Regions from separate parts of the Mus musculus genome. Here region 1 is linked to region 2. Evidence: chromatin loops called from intact Hi-C (ENCODE). Cell type or tissue: left cerebral cortex. All regions are shown on one strand. Each heading gives the region's core, and the rest is flanking DNA. Links, peaks and the distances in the headings are about the cores only. Region 1 overlaps Nid1 (nidogen 1). Region 2 has its middle 85 kb from the start of Prl2c3.

Region 1 (8,607 bases), core at 391-8,390, 750 kb after region 2:
TGATGAAAAGCCAGGTGGTTTGGTGTATGTGAGGATGAGAGAGTTAAATCTTGCAGTGGCAATATCTGAATTCTCTAGGGCAGTATCTGCGTTGGTCCACATGCTGGAAGTGGATGGTTTTCAGTGAATTCGTTTTTACTCTGTAGTACAAAGTCATCAAATATGTTTCTTAGGCAATGTTTTGTGAGTTTGAGTTAAGTTGTCACTGGAATTTTCAGGGAAAGAGGGCTCCAGGAGTCCCCCAAACCCAAGGCACCCATCTACAATAAATAGAAGAGATTTAGTAATGCTAAAAGGTAGAGAAAAGAGGTTCACTCAACGTGGCCACACTTGGGGGAGGGGCAGATAAAGGGTACTGTGGCCCTCTACTTTCTAGGTGCTGATGTGAGCTTTAGATTCAACAGAGAAAGAGAGCAGGGAGCAGGAGTTCTGTGATTTAACAATGCCAATGTGGGTGTGAGCTTGCTGATCATGGTATTCACCTTGGTTCTGTGAGGTGGTCCAAGTCTTTAAGAAGGAGTCAGTCTAGTTCCTACCAGATGTTTACTCCTGCTCCAGCCATGGATAGCAACCCTCCTCTAGGGCATGGGACTAGGGGTTGGGCAGGGCCCTGTCCCAAGAGGGTTTGCTACTGTGGAAATTCAGAAGAACGCAAGAGGAAAGGTTACCGATATTGACTTGGTCTCCATATCTTCAGGCAGAGTATGGACAAATGAAAGCAAAAAGGGCCAGGCTTCTATTCATTTAGTTAATCTGTGATAACTAAGTGACTGTTTCCATAATAATATAACAACCTTAATTATTATTCTGTGATTCAGGTGGATTTTCTCAAAAACATGTTCAAACTAGGGTATTTGTGTTTTGTTGTTTGCTTAAAAAAATCTTTGTGTGTATGTGTTCATATATGTGTGTTCATATGTATGAATGGGGTACATGGATGCCATGGTACACATGAAATCAGGACAGCCTCAGGTATGGGACCTCACTTCCCAGCTTGCTTGAGATAGAGCTCTTGTTCAACACTGTATGTGCTAGACTAGCTTGCTGCCCAGAGAGCTTCCAGAGATTTTCCCATCTCCTCCCTGCAGGAGTGCCCATGTGACAGGCACTTTACTCTTCAGTCCTGCTTTGGGTTTAGTGTGAGAGGGTCTCATGTAGCTGAGGCTAGCCTAGAACTCTCTATGTAGCTGTGGCTGGCTTTGAACTTCTGCTCCTCCTCTGTTTACCCTCCTACGTCCTGGAATTACAGGTGCACACCTGTTTCATGCAGTGCTGGAGGTTAAGGCCAGGGCTTGGTGCATGGTAGGCAAACCTTCTACCAACTGAGCTATAGCCTCAGACTTTAGCACAGATATGGTGGACACAACATTGGTGTCTGCTGCACAATGCTTTTGTTAATATTAGATTTTCTCTAGACTCTGGAGCAGTTCTGGAATGCCACAGGATTGTGTGACTTTTGATGGACTTTAATCAATAGGCATTGCTTTTGCCAGAGCCTTCTGCTCATTGGCACAGGACAAGTAACATGCCTAATTCTGGGGCTGGGTGGTGAGGAGGGAGGCCTGGCTGGGTAAGATGCCAAGCAGCAGTGCTCACCTCTTGTTTAATTTTGCTTCTGTTGTTTGTGCTTTGGGTGCCAGGGCCCCAAAATTTACCGCAAGACTAATGTCAAGGAACACTTCTTCACGTTTGCTTGCTTGTTTGTTTGTTTCAGCCTTACATTTAAGTCCTTAATCCATTTACAGTTAATTTTTTGTGGGTGCCATAAAATAAGGAGTCCATCCTTATTACTTTAAATGGGCAAATGCAGTTTCCCTGGCACTGCTCATTGAAGAGAATGCCCTGTCCCATGGTGTGTTCTTGGCAGGCTTGACTGTGTCTGTTTAGGTTTATGGCTACCCCCCTTTCCGCCGCCCATTACCCCACTTCTTCGTGGGCCTCTGAGTCCCTGTGTGGTCCATGGGCCCCACATGTTTGTCAGCTTGGTTAGGAAGCTTGATGGTGTTCATCATTTCACAGTTTATACGTCATATTTATATGCTTCTTTGGGTCCAGTATACCTCATTGTAGCTGGGAAACAAAACAATCAAAGACCAGGGCCAACTCCTGACTGATCTTTAATGTTGGTTTATCTACTTGCCCTGATTTCTAAACAATCCTGCTCATTATCATTGTTGTGAGGCAGTTTCCTCTGGGGCTGTCACAGCTCTTGCCTTCATTGAGCAAGGACTTACAGAATATCTGGCCATGCCAAATAACAAGCAAAACAATCCAGGCATAGTTAAGTCTATGGTAGTCACATTTCCTTGTAGAAAGAATCATTTTTTTTTCAGTCTATTACTGCCCTATCTGAGTGGAACAAATATTTCTTGTTTTTGCTTTTTGAGACAAGGTTTCTCTATGTAGCCCCCTGCCCCCACACACCAACTGTTCTAGAACTTGCTCTGTAGACCAGATTGGCCTCAAACTCACAGTGATCTGCCTGCCTCTGCCTCCTGAATGCTGGGATTAAAGGCGTGTGCTACCACTGCCTGGCTTTAGTTTCTATATTTTTTAAAAGGTTTACTTTTTAGCCTGGTATGGCAGTGCATACCTTTGACCCCAGCATTCGGGAGACAGAGGTGAGTGGACCTCAGTGAGTTCTCACTCATACTGACCCACAGTGAGTTCTAGACCAGCTCGGGTCCTGTCTCAAAAAAATATTTTTATTATCTTTAATTATGTGTATGAGTATGTATCTATATGTGGATATGTGCACATGAGTGCAGGTGCCCCTGGTGTCCAGAGGTATCAGGTGCCCTGGAACTGGAGCTACAGGTAGCCGTTAGCTGCCTGACATAAATGCTGAAACTAAACTTTGGGTCCTCTGGAAAAGCAGCATATCCTTGTAACCACTAAGCCATGTCTCCAGCCCTTTGTTATTATTTTAAAATACGGAACACTTTAGCTTGTCATGTCATCTTTAGGGCATGCTAATCTCTGTATTTTAGTACATGTGCTGCAGAAGGGAACATTCTTGGAAAAGTTTTTTTTTTTAATTAGGTGTTTTATTTTTTAATTAAATGTTTAATACTAAATTAATGTTTAATTAAATGTTAAATGATTTAATTAAATTATTATTATTACACTTACGCGTGTGTATGAGTGCATTGCCACAGCACACATATGGAGACCAGAGGAGACCACTTGTGGGAGTGTTTCCTTCCCTTCCACCTTGTGGGTTCTACAGATGGGACTGATGTCCTCTGACTTGGCAGCAAGTAAATGCCTTTAGTCACAGAGCACTCTTACCTGCCCATGAATACATTTTCCTTTATGTGTCCTCGGGAAAAGCTACACAATACTTACCTCTTTGGAGGAACTAAGCTTATTTTAGAAAAGTTCCAAACATTAAAAAATAAAACAGAGTGAACTCCCACATCCCCATTACCGAGCTTCGACAAATATCAGCCTCTGACTAACATTGCTTCATTTATAGCCCAGATGTCTGTCGCATTCCCTTCTCCGCCCCAAACTGGGTTATTTTAAAGCAAATTTTAAGCATTCTATTTCCTTGTAAATATTTTGGAATGTGTCTCAAAAAGACCCTTTTAAAAAATAGCAAAACAAGAAGATCACAATTACATCTAAATACTGTAATCTGTAATCCCTTTCCCTCCTTCTGGCTCTGGCTGTCTGTGTGTCCCCCCCCTCCCCCCGCCCCCACCCTGCTGCCCACCCTCCCCTCCCACCCCCAACAATGTCTGGCTGTGTAGCCTTGGCTATCCTGGAACTCGCTATATAGATCAGGCTGGCTTTGAACTCAAAGGGACCCACCTGCCTCTCCCCCTGAGAGTCAAAACACTTAGCTTGTTGTTGTTGTTGTTGTTGTTTCTTTTTCAGTGAGAGGCTTAAATCAGAATCTAGTCAAACTGTACTTCATGTATATACATCCTTCTTAGGACCTTCTTTCTTTTTAAAGACAGCACACACTGGCCTGTAACTCTGTAGCAGGAGATGTCTCTGAACAACTGATTTTCCTGACTCCAGCGCCCAGTGGATGGGATTATCACACCCAGTGCATGCAGTGCCTGGAACCCTGTAAATGAAGCCTCACCAAGTGGGTTCCCTTGCACTCTGAGGGACTATAGGGCTGCCCTTCTCTGGTCTGTGTGATTCAGTGGGGCTCACTCCAGGCACGTCCAAAGTAGCCTGCGTGCACAGATCTTGTCCCTGCCCTGTACTGTGGAGGAAGTCAAGAAGCTGGAGGGGACATTAGGTGATGTATAAGCTTTGGAACTGTAGTGATGACTAAGACAGAGGGTCACTGACCCTTGGTTTCTGAGTGCATAGGGCAAGGGCCTACAAACAGGGCTTAAGGGAACAGGAGGCAGAGGTAGTGTGGGAGGAGGAGTGAAGTTTGAGGAGGAGCCTGTGAAAGGCACCTGTGGTGGTGGAGGAGACTCTGAGTAGCTGCTTGAAGGACTGGGTGGACCAGTCAAGGGAGCCCAGGTGTCAGCACTGGGAATGCTGGGACTGTAGGGAAGGAGAAAGGCAAAGGAACAAAACCAGCAGCTGACTCAGGCCTGTAATCACATCATGTGGGAGATGGAGGCAGGAGGACAGGAGTTCAAGGTCATCCTTAGCTACTTATTTAGTTTCAGGCTAGCCCTCTCCAAAACAAAAACAACAAAACAACAAGCCAAAGCCAAGATACTTTCCAAGTGTCCCAGTTGCTACAGGTGGGAGAATGCAGCCATGGCCAGCTGCATGGTTCCTTCCGACTGGGTGGGGAGCTTCATGCCTGACAGGGGGAGACATTGTTCCACCAAGCTGGCTATTCTTTGACACATTTCCAAAAATAAAAAGCTTAAAGGGAGAAGCCTGAAGTTAGGAATCATCAGAAACCGAGTGATTTAGCCCCCTTATAGCACCTCTCTCGGAGTTTGGCTTTCTTCGTTCTCACAGATGTCTGAGTTGAAGGTCAAACGGGCTGAAGGAACAGCTTTCCCAGTAATAATACCAAGGAGAGTTATGTGATCTGGCGTCAAATAGGCACCCAAGGTCCTTGCATGAAAATTGATTTCTAAGGCAAGCATTCCTTGTGAAAATAGAGTCAGTCCAGTGCCCAGATTCCAAAGAATAGATGGATGTTGGATGATTTGAATGTCTTTGGAAAATAGCCTTGTGGAAAGGAGCTGTCTATATGTGGTCTCCGCAGGATCGCTTCCTACCAGCAGCCAGTCACTGCCAATGTCTGGTGTGTGCTTGAGAAAGTGAGCGGTTTCCCACGCTCCCCCATCACAGCAGTTGGGATGTTTGTGCTGGAGGAGGTTAGATGCTGTGAACTGGGCTGCAGGAGGCATCTTGCCTGACTCCCATCCCTGCAGACTGTCAATTTATTCTGGAAGAATCTTACTGTTGCCAAGTGATGGAAAATATGTTACTTGAGGTAAAACTAATAGCCTGTGACATTTATAAAAAGAGATGGTTTTAGGACAGGGGAATGTAGCACAGTAGGTAGAGGGCTTGCCTGACATACACAAAGTCCTGGGTGCCATTCCCTCACATGGTATAAATTGAAAGTGATAGTGTATGCCTGTAATCATAGCCCTTGTGGGGTAAAGGCAGGAAGGTCAGAAGTTCAAGGTCAGAAGGCTGGAAGTGGCTTAGCCCCTGAGTGTGAAGCCCTAAAGTCAATTCTCAGGACTCCTTTAATTAATTAATTAATTAATTAATTAATTAATTAAATTTATTGATTAATTAAAAATAAATGATGCTTTTGTTAAGTTCCAAAGCTCTAGGTTTTTTGTTTGTTTTGTTTTGTTTTGTTTTGTTTGTTTGTTTTTTACCAGCCTAGGTTGGAATCAGCTCCACCATCTCTAACCTTATTATCATGTTCTGGGGAATGAAAGCTATGTCTCCAAATAAATATATAAAGTGGAAAGCAACCCGACCTCTGGCTTCCATATACCCTCTCAGACACACGACAGTGACAATACTTTTTAAAAACTAGAAGAGATTCTGAGAACTCTATACATGCCATGATTAAGCTGGCCTTGAACTCATGATGTAGCAAAGGCTGACCTTGAGTTCCTCCTGTCCCCACCTTCCCAGTGCCAGCATATACTACCATGCTCAGTTTATACACTGCTGGCAATTGAGCCCAAGGCCGCGTGTAGCCAGGCAGGAATTCTACTGAGAGCTGCAGTCCTGAGATAGCTGACCTTGAAGTCAAGATCTTTGGGTCAGAATTCCAGTGATGTTATTTATATATGGTGACTTTGGACAAGTTAATTGCTTTACTTAATTTTCCTACTAGAGAAATATGGGTACCGGTGACACCTAGCCTTCTGGTGTTTTCCCAAAGATTAGATGCTACCTACAAAGTGGTGAACTGTTAATGCTGTTAGGTGGTATTTTATGCACTAAGCTAGTCACAGTAGTTATCAACAGTATGCAGGTTTACCTCTTAACACATTCATTTAATCATCTGTGTTAGCCTTCCCTTCCTTTGGACTTTGGGTTCCTTTAAAGTGGGGCTGTATCCAGCTCTCTCTGGTACCAAGAGTGGTATAACACTGACCCAGTGTGGAAGCCCTTGCAGAGTTAATTAGTCATTTGGATAATGTTGGCAGTCAACAAATCTCTGTTGCTCTCACTATTTTGGTCAGGAGGACACAGAAGGGAAAGGAGATATTTGAGAGACTGCCCGTATTTGACACACTTGACATGAAGCACCCTGCATCATGTTCTAAGATTCTTGTCTACCATATCCTTCATACCCCCACCCCACCTGCGTATCATGTTGGTGGTTTTGCCAGTCAGACTTATCACTTTCTCCCATTCTGTTTATTTTGTGTTCCACGGGCAACTGCAACAGTATCCGGTGAGGGAGAGATCACTTGCTGTGTTAGTTACATCTGTGTCTTTGTATCTGTTCTAACCACTTGATAGCAACAACTGAATGGAGGAAAGGCTGGTTTATTTTGGCTCATGGTTCTGGTGAGCTTTTATCCCATCATAGTGGGGAAGGTATCGTGGAGCATCGTGAAGCTGCACAGTCTGTGTGATGAGACCCTGTGGCAGAGGCTGTTCACATGATAGCTGATTAGAGCACAGAGAGCAAGGCGGGAGCTAGGAGCAAAGGCCTGTTCTTGGTGGTCTCCTTCAGTCAGACAGGCTCCAGTGGTGGCTCATGATCCCACAGCCTCTCAAAATAGTACCACCAGCTGGAAAATTTGTAGAGATTGTTTTAAAATCGAACCCTAACATTCCCTTAAGGAGTTCATCTTTGCATTCTCTCTAACCACACTCGGTTCCTTACAGGTCACCACAAATGGTATCATCGCCATGAGCGAACCCCCAGCCACAGAATACCATCCCGGAACCTTCCCACCCAGCTTCGGCTCAGTAGCGCCTTTCCTGGCTGACTTGGACACAACCGATGGCCTGGGGAATGTGTATTATCGAGAAGACTTATCCCCGTTCATTATTCAGATGGCAGCAGAGTATGTCCAGAGAGGCTTCCCGGAGGTCTCTTTCCAGCCCACTAGTGTGGTGGTTGTCACTTGGGAATCTGTGGCCCCTTATGGAGGGCCCAGCAGCAGCCCTGCCGAGGAAGGCAAGGTGAGTGCACCCCACATGGAGATGCAGGTATCTGGTCTGGTATGTTGACTGTAGTCTTTGCGCTTGTTCCAATGGACAACATGCCTATCCTGTTGCTCAAGACAGGAAGTCTAGAGCAAAGTCCAGTGAAATTTGCCTGTTGCATGCAGGTCAGCAAACTCCAGATGCTTATCTGTAGGGCTGTCTGAATCACTTCTGTGACTGTCTGATGTTGAGAAAGCCAGGTATTTGAGGAGATTGCTCCATGGCAAACATATGCCTGGGAAATAGTACCTGTGTTCCTTCTTTAATTGAGAAAGAGTGGGACGATAGCTTCTAATTATAGAGAAGTTATTAATAGGAAATGCTAGATATCAAGGTTCTGATCAACGTGCCCCTCCTGAGTGGAGAAAAGTCCTTTCGTAAAGAAGCTGCCTTACTGACACTTAATGGAACGATCCCCAAACTCTTAGCCTTATCTCCTCTTATCACTGACCTCCATGGGACACATAGCATTCCACAGAACACATTTTGGAGAGGCCTGTGGTGGGTCTGCATATCTCATATGCTTTGCAAAATTGGAAGATTGCCTGACCCAAGGATACTCAGCTCTTGCCTGCCTCTTGGGACTAACCTAATAAGACTCCATATACCCTCTTCAGCAGTTGTATCAAACTGTTTTTTTTTTAAGATATATTTCATTTTTAAAAAAAGATTTATTTCTTATTAAAAATAAGTACACTGTAGCTGTCTTCAGACAGCACCAGAAGAGGGGGGTCAGATCTCATTATGGGTGGTTGTGAGCCACCATGTGGTTGCTGGGATTTGAACTCAGGACCTTCAGAAGAGCAGTCAGTGCTCTTAACTACTTAGCCATCTCTCCAGTCCTATATCAAGCTCTTATATTTGCCTGAAGCATACCTTTTCCTTTGTTCTGGTATGTTTTGCCTCACTGTCGTTTGTCTTTGACATGACCTCCTCCTGATTGTAAACCCAGGCCCTCCTGTGAAGCCTTGACCA
Region 2 (8,607 bases), core at 29-8,028:
GAACCTGTAAAAGAGACTCCAGAGAATGTTATTCCTGGTTGGAGCCTGATTAAAACAATCTGGCCGCACAAAGGCCTCTTCCAGACAAACTGCAATTTTCTTTTTCTTTCTTGCTGTGTTGAGAGTCAAACACAGGGCCTCACAGTTTAACTGCTCAAAATGCTGGCAGGTAGGATACTAGGGTATCCAGGATTTCATTTAAAATACTCCCCCCAAAAAGCAGAGCATGGTGGCCCATGCCTGTAATCCCAGCATTCAGGAGGTAGAGGCAGGAGGATTGCTGCAAGTTTAAAGCCAGTCTGGGCTATGTGATGAGACCTCATCCCAAAGCCAAACATAGCAACCACCACCAAATGTCCCTGCCCTCAAAGTAACTTCAAAGAAAACAAAGATAGGTTGAAGAAATTCTAGCCAGTTTACATGGCCTGACTTACATGGCTCTGGCAGGCCTTGCCCTTCTCCCTAATCCCCTCTGCCTTGCTAAAAACTGTTAGATTATATTCATAAAGCTAGCCAGCAAGGTCTGTTCCCTTATTTGGTTATTTCCTCCTCCTGAGGCTGACTACCAAGGTCCAGCCATCAAAATATTGAAGACCAGCAATCAAAAGCTACCTTTGGTTCACCTAATTAACATTTCCAATTAAAATTGAACACCTCATTCTGACTCGGGGTTTCCCCTTTTGCCTTTATAAACTACCATTTTATGGACCACATCTGGGCTACATCTGTCTCCTCTCTATCCATTACCTAGAGGCAGTCATTTGTCCTCCAGGACAAATTCCCCTTCCCCTTGCTCCCTTCCCCCTTTTCCTTGTCTTTTATCTTGGCTGCCTTTGTCTCTTAATCCCTGTTCCCTCTGAGACAAACAGATCTCCTTTGTGCTGAGAACGTGGTCTTGGGTGTCTTGAGCTGATACACATGTATGGCAGGAACAGAAGAAAATACAAATGATAGTGTGCTAGGAATTGCAAGAGCGATTGACGGATGGGTGTGCGCTTGGGAGGGGCTTGGGGTAAGTTTATATTCTAGGTTGTTTGAAAATTCCCCCAAACAGTAGTGTTTTGCAAAAATGTTTTTGAAAAACTATTCTGCCACGCAACTGGAAAGAGGAACTTTAGAGGGTGGAGAGGTGGGGAGTGGCTAGAAGCCTGTTGCCAGGGTCAAGGTAGGGGGTGTGGTGGGGTAAGGTCAATGGTTGAGCCAGACTCTGTGCTGATGGAAACAGAACACTTGTTAGTACTGTGTGCATTTGATATTCTCAGCAGCCCCAGGAGGGGCTCAGGCAGGAGTTGTGCGGTCCATAGTTGCAGAGCAGGAAACATACACGGCCAAGGGTGTGACCATGGTTGTCTCTTTCAGCCCCCAGCCCAGTGTTCCTTACATCATGCTGAATTGAGTGCCATCCTCCTCCCTCCCTCCCTCCCTCCCTCCATCTCCCTCCCCCTTCCTGTCTCATTGGCTCTTGTTTTGAGCAGACTTCTAGGCTACAGGGGCCACAGTGAGGAGTGTCATGCAGTGTGATCCTGCCTCTTATGATGCTCACAGCTGCACAACTACTGAACACACTTGGTTCTTGGTCCCTGAATGTTCACTTAACTTCTTCCTCTTCCTCCTCCTCCTTTTTCTTTCTTTTCCTTCTCTCTCTCTCTCTCTCTCTCTCTCTCTCTCTCCCTCCCTCCCTCCCTCCCTCCCTCCCTCCCTCCCTCTATCCTTCTCTTTCCTTCTTTCTTTTTTCTTTCTCCGAACACATAAAGTTTCAAACACATAAAGAGGCAAGAGGCACCATGACTCTTGTGGACACCACACCATGACAGTGACACTTTAGTCTATAAAGCAAGGGAGTCACATGACATTGCTAACCTTTTCCAATGTTCATTCCCAGCCAGGGTGGATTAATTCCATACTTATTTCACGGAAGTATCCAGAATAAACTGTGTTCTTCATGATATATCAGCAGCAAATAGCACCTGTGTACCTGCTCTTGTGGGTGACTCTGTTGGCTCTTGAAATGGGAGCCAGTCAGGGGCTTGGTTGAGGTGTTGGTAGAGAGAGATCTCTATTGAGAGAAGAGTTGATTAATCTGGCTGTGATTGGGCAAACCTTTAATCCTTTAATCCCAGCACTGGGGAGGCAGAGGCAGGCAGTTGTCTTCAGTCGATGTTGTTCCAGGACAGCCAGAGTTACATAGTGAGACTGTCACAAACAACAACAACAACCCAAAACCAGAGAGAGAGAGAGAGAGAGAGAGACAGAGACAGAGACAGAGACAGAGACAGAGAGACAGAAAGAGAAATAGGAACTATGAGCTACTGGACCATCTACCTGGTAGGTGCCTTCTCACAGACAAGGACTTTGGCAGCACGAAACCAGTCTGACCTTCCTGGTCACCTGGTCTCAAGATCTTTCTCCAGTTTTGTAAATCTCAAGAACAGCAGTGATTACTGCTGTCAAAGGTCATTGTTTCCTCTCCCAATTTTTTAATCTTTGTATGGGCACCATGGCACACATGTGGAGATCAGAGGACAAGGTGGGAGTTGTCACCTTCCATGCTGTTTAAGGCAGGGTCTCTTGGTTGTTTACCACGGTGTGCACCAGGCTAGCTGGCTGTGAACTTCTTGGGTGTTCTCTCTCCTTCTTTCTTTCTTTCTTTCTTTCTTTCTTTCTTTCTTTCTTTCTTTCTTTCTTTCTTTCTTCCTTCCTTCCTTCCTTCCTTCCTTTCTTTCTTTCTTTCTTTCTTTCTTTCTTTCTTTCTTTCTTTCTTTCTTTCTTTCTTTCTATTTTATTTTTTATTAGATATTTTCTTTATTTACATTTCAAATGTTATCCCCTTTCCTAGTTTCCCCTCCGAAAATCCCCTATCCCCTCCCCCTGCTCCTCAACCCACCCACTCCTGCTTCCTGGCCCTGGCATTCCCCTACGCTAGGGCATAGAGCCTTCACAGGACCAAGGGCCTCTCCTCCCATTGATGACCTACTAGGCCATCCTCTGCTACATATATAGCTAGAGCTACAAGTTCCACTATGTGTTTTCTTTGATTGATGGTTTAATTCCAAGGAGCTCTCTGCGGGTATTGGTTAGTTCATATTGATGTTCCTCCTATGGGGCTTCAGACCCCTTTTGCTCCCTGGGTATTTCTCTGGCTCCTTCATTGGGGACCTTGTGTTCTGTCCAATGTATGACTGTGAGCATCCACTTCTGTATTTGCCAGGCACTGGCAGAGCCTCGCAGGAGACAGCTATATCAGGCTCTTGTCAGCAAGCTCTTGTTGGCATCTGCCTAGTGACTGGGTTTGGTGGTTGTTTATGGGGTGGATCCCCAAGTGGGGCAGTCTCTGGATGGTCATTCCTTCAGGCTCTGCTCTGAACTTTTTCTCTGCAACTCCTTCCATGGGTATTTTGTTCCCCATTCTAAGAAGGAACAAAGTATCCACACTTTGGTCTTCCTTCTTCATGAGTTTCATGTGTTTTGCAAATTGTATCTTGGGTATTCTAAGTTTCTGGGCTAATATCCACTTACCAGTGAGTGCATATCATGTGTTCTCTTTTGTGATTGGGTTACCTCACTCAGGATGATATCCTTCAGATCCATCCATTTGTCTAAGAATTTCATAAATTCATTGTTTTTTGTTTTTTGTTTTTTTTTTTTTTTTTGAGACAGGGTTTCTCTGTGTAGCACTGGCTGTCCTGAAATTCACTTTGTAGACCAGGCTGGCCTCGAACTCAGAAATCTGCCTGCCTCTGCCTCCCAAGTGCTGGGATTAAAGGCGTGTGCCACCAATGCCCAACAAATTCATTGTTTTAAATAGCTGAATAGTACTCCATTGTGTAAATGTACCACATTTTCTGTATCCATTCCTCTGTTGAGGGACATCTGGGTTCTATGAGCTTCTGGCTATTATAAATAAGGCTGCTATGAACATAGTGGAGCACGTGTCCTTATTACCAGTTGGAACATTTTCTGGGTATATGTCTTGGGCATTTTCTATCTCTGCTTCCCGTCTTGCCATAGGAACCTGGGTTTGCAGACATGCTACCACTACATGGCTTTGTGTGGGTTCTGGGATCTGAATTCAGGCTTTTAGGTTTGTGTGTTCAGTTCTTTGATCACTGAACCCTCTCCCCAGTGACCCTCTCCTCTTCTCCTTATTCTTGTTGCTGATGAGTTTTTAAAAGATTTATTATATTCTTGTGTGTGTGTGTGTGTGTGTGTGTGTGTGTGTGTGTGTGTGTATGCACGCACGCTACTGAATGCAGTTACCTTCAGAGGCCAGAAGAGGGTGGCTGGAGTTACAGATAGTTATGAGCTTCCTGACATGGCTTCTGAGAATTACACTTTACAGTATCAGTGTGTGCTCTTAACCACTGAGCCATCTCTCTAACCTTATGTGCAGCTCTGATATGTTACTTGGGGGACAGATAGGAAGGAGTGGCCATCCAGAGAAGGACCAGAGTCAGCTGATGCTCAATATTGAGGTTTGTATACTAAGAGAGGGAGAGATCAGGATTTTAAATATGTATATTTTTTTAAACTTTTGTTTTAAGGGGTGATCCCAGCCTTCAAATGCTGGGATTACATGAGAGAGTTAGTACACTCAGTTTGAGAATTTGTGTTTTGATATTGAGTTTCAAAGTAACACCACCAACAAAAGATGAACAAAAACCATCATCATCATCAACAAAACCCAAACCAAACCAAATACATAGAACCCCTCCCTCCCAAGAGCAATACAAACCATTACACTAATACCATACCTATCCAGATCAGTAGTTCCTTACCACCAAGTTATGCTCAAGCTACTTAAAAATTCTTCAATATCTAGGGGGTGGGGTGCGAGCCTTTAGTCCCAGCACTCAGGAAGCAGAGTCAGACAGACCTCTAAGAGTTCAGGCATCCTGGTTCTTCAGAGCAAGTTCCAGGACAGCCAGAGATACACAGAGTTTTTCTGTCTTGAATAAAACTAAAAGCAAAACAAAACAAAATAAACAAAACCACACACAAGAAAAAAAAATCAAAGAAAAAAATTCTTGAATATTCCCAAAGCTGCCCTTTGCAAACCTTATTAAGCCAGAGATTCAGAAACAGCTCACAGGACAATTGTTGTGTCTTCCCCTTTGTTCACTCTTGTTAAAGAATCACTGCCTTTTGTCCTGTAGAATGTTCTAGGTCTGCATTCCACTGTTTTTTGTCCTAAAGTTTAACTTGTTATTCCATTATGGTATTTCCTGGAAATGGTGATAGGATCCTATTCTGAAAGTATTCAGGTTAAACTGAATACTTTCTCCTTTAGATTGGGAAGCACTGAGGAGAGAGTTCAGGGCTCTAGTGCTTGTCCAGCATGCATGAGGCTCTTGGTTCAAGTCCCATTTCCACAAAAAAAAAACAAAATAAAGCAATAAAATTATTTTGTGAGCTAGCAATACACTCAATGTTTCATTTTTAAAGAGCTTTCTAACACAGTGAAAAGTGAAGTTTTGACTAAGCTGTGGCTGGCAAGCTACAGCGGTCCCCCTGATGTCTCAGGGGTGACCCCTTTAAACCTGACACCAGGTTATAGGCAGGATCTGCCAGGCCCAGCTTTTTATGTGGTGCTGGGGTTCAGAACTAGGGTCCTCATGTTTGTGCACCAAACACTTGGCCCACTGAGCCCTCTTCTGAGCCCTGTGTACCTCTTTCTTCCCTTGTTTTATGTATCCCTGACAACCCTTTTTTTGTTTTGTTTGTTTTTGTTTGTTTTGGTTTTTTTGAGACACGGTCTCATTCTAGAGTCCAGCCTGGCCTGGGATTTACTGTGTAGCCTAGAATGGCTTCAAATTCATGGCAATGTTTATGCCCCAGCATCCTAAGTATTTGAGCCAGTATGACTGACTTCCAATTTTTAAAAAAGATTTATTTATTTATTTTATGTATATAACTACACTATACTGTACAGATGCTTGTGAGCCATCATGTTGTGGTTGCTGAGAATTGAACTCAGGACCACTCGCTCTGGCCCTGCTTGCTCCAGTCCAAAGATTTATTATTACATGTAAGTACACTGTAGCTATCTTCAGATACATCAGAAAAGGGCGTCAGATCTCATTACAGATAGTTGTGAGCCAACATGCGCTTGCTGGGATTTGAACTCAGGACCATCAGAACAGCGGTCAGTGCTCTTAAACGTTGAGCCATCTCTCCAGCCCCCTCATTTTTTTTTAAGTTACAGCTTTATTGAGATAGAGTTCATGTGCAGAAAAATTCATATTGCCTCCTCCCTTTTGAGATATGAGTATCAGGTAGCCTAGACTGGCATTTAATTCACCATGTACCTGCAGTTGGCTTTGAACTCCTGATCTTCCTGCATCTACCTTCTAAGTGCTAGGATTCTGTAATCCTACTACACCTGTCAAAAACTTGCCCTTTAAAAAAAAAATGTGGTTTGGGCCAGTGAGGTGGCTCAGCCAGTAGGGGCTCTTGCCATCAAGACTGACAAACTGAAACCACATGATGGGGGGAAAGAATTCTGAAAATTGTACTTTGACCTCCACAGGCATCCATGGCACATGAGTGCCCCCTTCAATAAACAAAGTGTATGCCAAGGAAGGTTTGGTGACACACTATGTTGATCTGAGCACGCAGAAGGCTGAGGAAGGAGGAAGGGGTTGACGCCATCCTGGGCTATACAAGGAGTCTCTGTCTTAAAAACAAAGCAAAATAAAAATCCAGTGGCTTTTAGCTTAGAGAATGACACAGCCACTGTAGATGTCTATTCTAGAACGTTTTCATCAGCCTGAGGGCAAGTTCTGTGTCTAACAGTCACTTTTGGTTTCTCCTTCTGGAACCCCAGTCTATTTTCTCCACAGATGTCCCCTTCTGGACATTTGAGAAAAATGGGTTATATAGCCTTTTGTGGGTGACTTCTAATGGTGTAGCATGGTGTTTGCAGAATCATCCATGCTGTAGAATTGTACATGGGGTTTACTCTTGTGTTTGGATTCTAATTAATTTTGACACAAACTAGAGTTTTTTGGAGAAAGGGAACCTCAGTTGAGGAATTGTCTCCATCAGGTGGGCCTATGGGAACATCTTGATTATGGGCACTTTCTTGATTAATGATTGGTGTGGGAGGGCCCACTGGAAGTGGTCCTGAGTTGCACAAGAAAGCAAACTGAGCAAGCCACGGGGAGGAAACCAGTAATTAATATTCTTGCATGGTCTCTGCTTTAGTTCCTGCCTCCAGATTTCAGCCTTGAGTTCATGCCAAGATTTTCCTTAGGGCCTGACTGTGATCCCTAACTGTAAGCCAAATGAACTCTTTCTTTCCCATGGCACTTTGGATATGATGTTTATCACCTAATTAGGACAGCATCCTTATCACCATATTAATTTAATTGCTTACAGTTTTTGAGACAGGGACTTATATACTCATGGTGGTTGTCCTTGAACTCCAGTATGTACGTAGTTAAGGATAACCTTGAAGCCTTGTTCTTCTGCTTTCACCTCTCAGGTGATGACATCGCAGGCATGAAGCAGAAGTGAAACTGTCTAGGGAACAGAAAAGACTAAGGGGTGAGAGGCGGGAGGGTAGCAGGGCTTCGGGGGGGTGGGGTGGGGCAATATGCTCAAAATCTGTTACAAACATGCTGGAAATAGCCTTGTGCAACCTTGCATGAAAAATAATGCAAAAAGAGCCTTTTCTCATTGGCTGTGTTTTTCCCCCCACCGGGGGGTGGGGATCCTGGAAAGACAAGAAGTATAAAGCATCAAGTGTGGGGCTCTTGCCCCCTCGATGTTGAAGCTTGAATTAAGGACCTCTTGTAGGAACAGGCTCCCAGGTACGGTCCTGGTCTCTGTACCCTAGTGTTGGGGAAGCACACAGCTTTGCCTAGAGATTAGGGCTTGCACAGGGACTTTCCTTTCTTCCCTGGTCTTCTAGAGGCAGAAGGATAGAGGTAACAGGTCACCCCTCCCCTCCCCCCAGGTTAAATTGTTTTGTTTTATGTGTATGAGCATTTTGCCTTCCTGTATGTATGTGCACCATATGAATGTCTGGTGCCTGTGAAGGCGAGAAGATAGCATCAGATCCCCTGAAACTGGACTTTAAAATGATTGTGAGCCATTGTGTGGGTGCTGGGAACCAAACTCAGGTCCTTTGGAAGAGCAGGCAGTGCCTTTATCTGCTGAGGCATTTTCCCAGTGTCCAGTCATCTCTTCTTTGATGGTTAAGATTTAAAGACCTTGACTCTTCAGCTTTTGAGTTTCATTCTGTGGCCCAGGTTGGGAGGCACTCACTGTGTAGCCCATGCGGGTCTTGAAGTCATAGTATTCATCTTGCCTCATCTTCCCTAGTGGGGGCGTTTACAGAGGCGCACCCCCACGCCTGGCCAGCAATATTTGTGTCAGAAGATTATCCTCGGTAGAGATTCTCGAAGAAGTGATGAGCAAGCTATCGAAAATCTCTCATTAGACAAAACTGGGTTAAGTTGAAAAAAACCAAACCAAACCAAATGGTGACTGTAACTTGGGGCTGTCCCTGTCTTTATTTGGTAATCCCTTTGTTTCTATTTCTAATTTAAGTCAGAGCCATTTTCTCTGGCTCACGTGTTAATGGAAAACATTTGCAATCTGGAG

The links. Hi-C counts contacts between places; a loop is a spot of excess contacts. Peaks named below come from ENCODE experiments on the same cell type or tissue, not always from the same donor. Only the 100,000 strongest peaks of a DNase experiment are listed, where the experiment ranks them.
Region 1: it touches region 2 in a loop (5-fold over the local background); 15 of 42 quality-filtered maps call a loop at or near these places.

Annotation. Positions count from the first base shown.
Region 1 is chr13:13,456,414-13,465,020 of GRCm38, forward strand. Nid1 (nidogen 1) reads left to right here. Exons shown (of 20, transcript NM_010917.2): 2 at 7,309-7,608. Among named protein-coding and RNA genes, the nearest start is that of Nid1, 23 kb to the left of the region's middle. In left cerebral cortex, for the core only: no CTCF peak of the experiment used is centred there; DNase peaks (open chromatin) are centred at 3,444 and 5,287.
Region 2 is chr13:12,710,648-12,719,254 of GRCm38, forward strand. No RefSeq gene overlaps it. Among named protein-coding and RNA genes, the nearest start is that of Prl2c3, 85 kb to the right of the region's middle. In left cerebral cortex, for the core only: no CTCF peak of the experiment used is centred there; no DNase peak of the experiment used is centred there.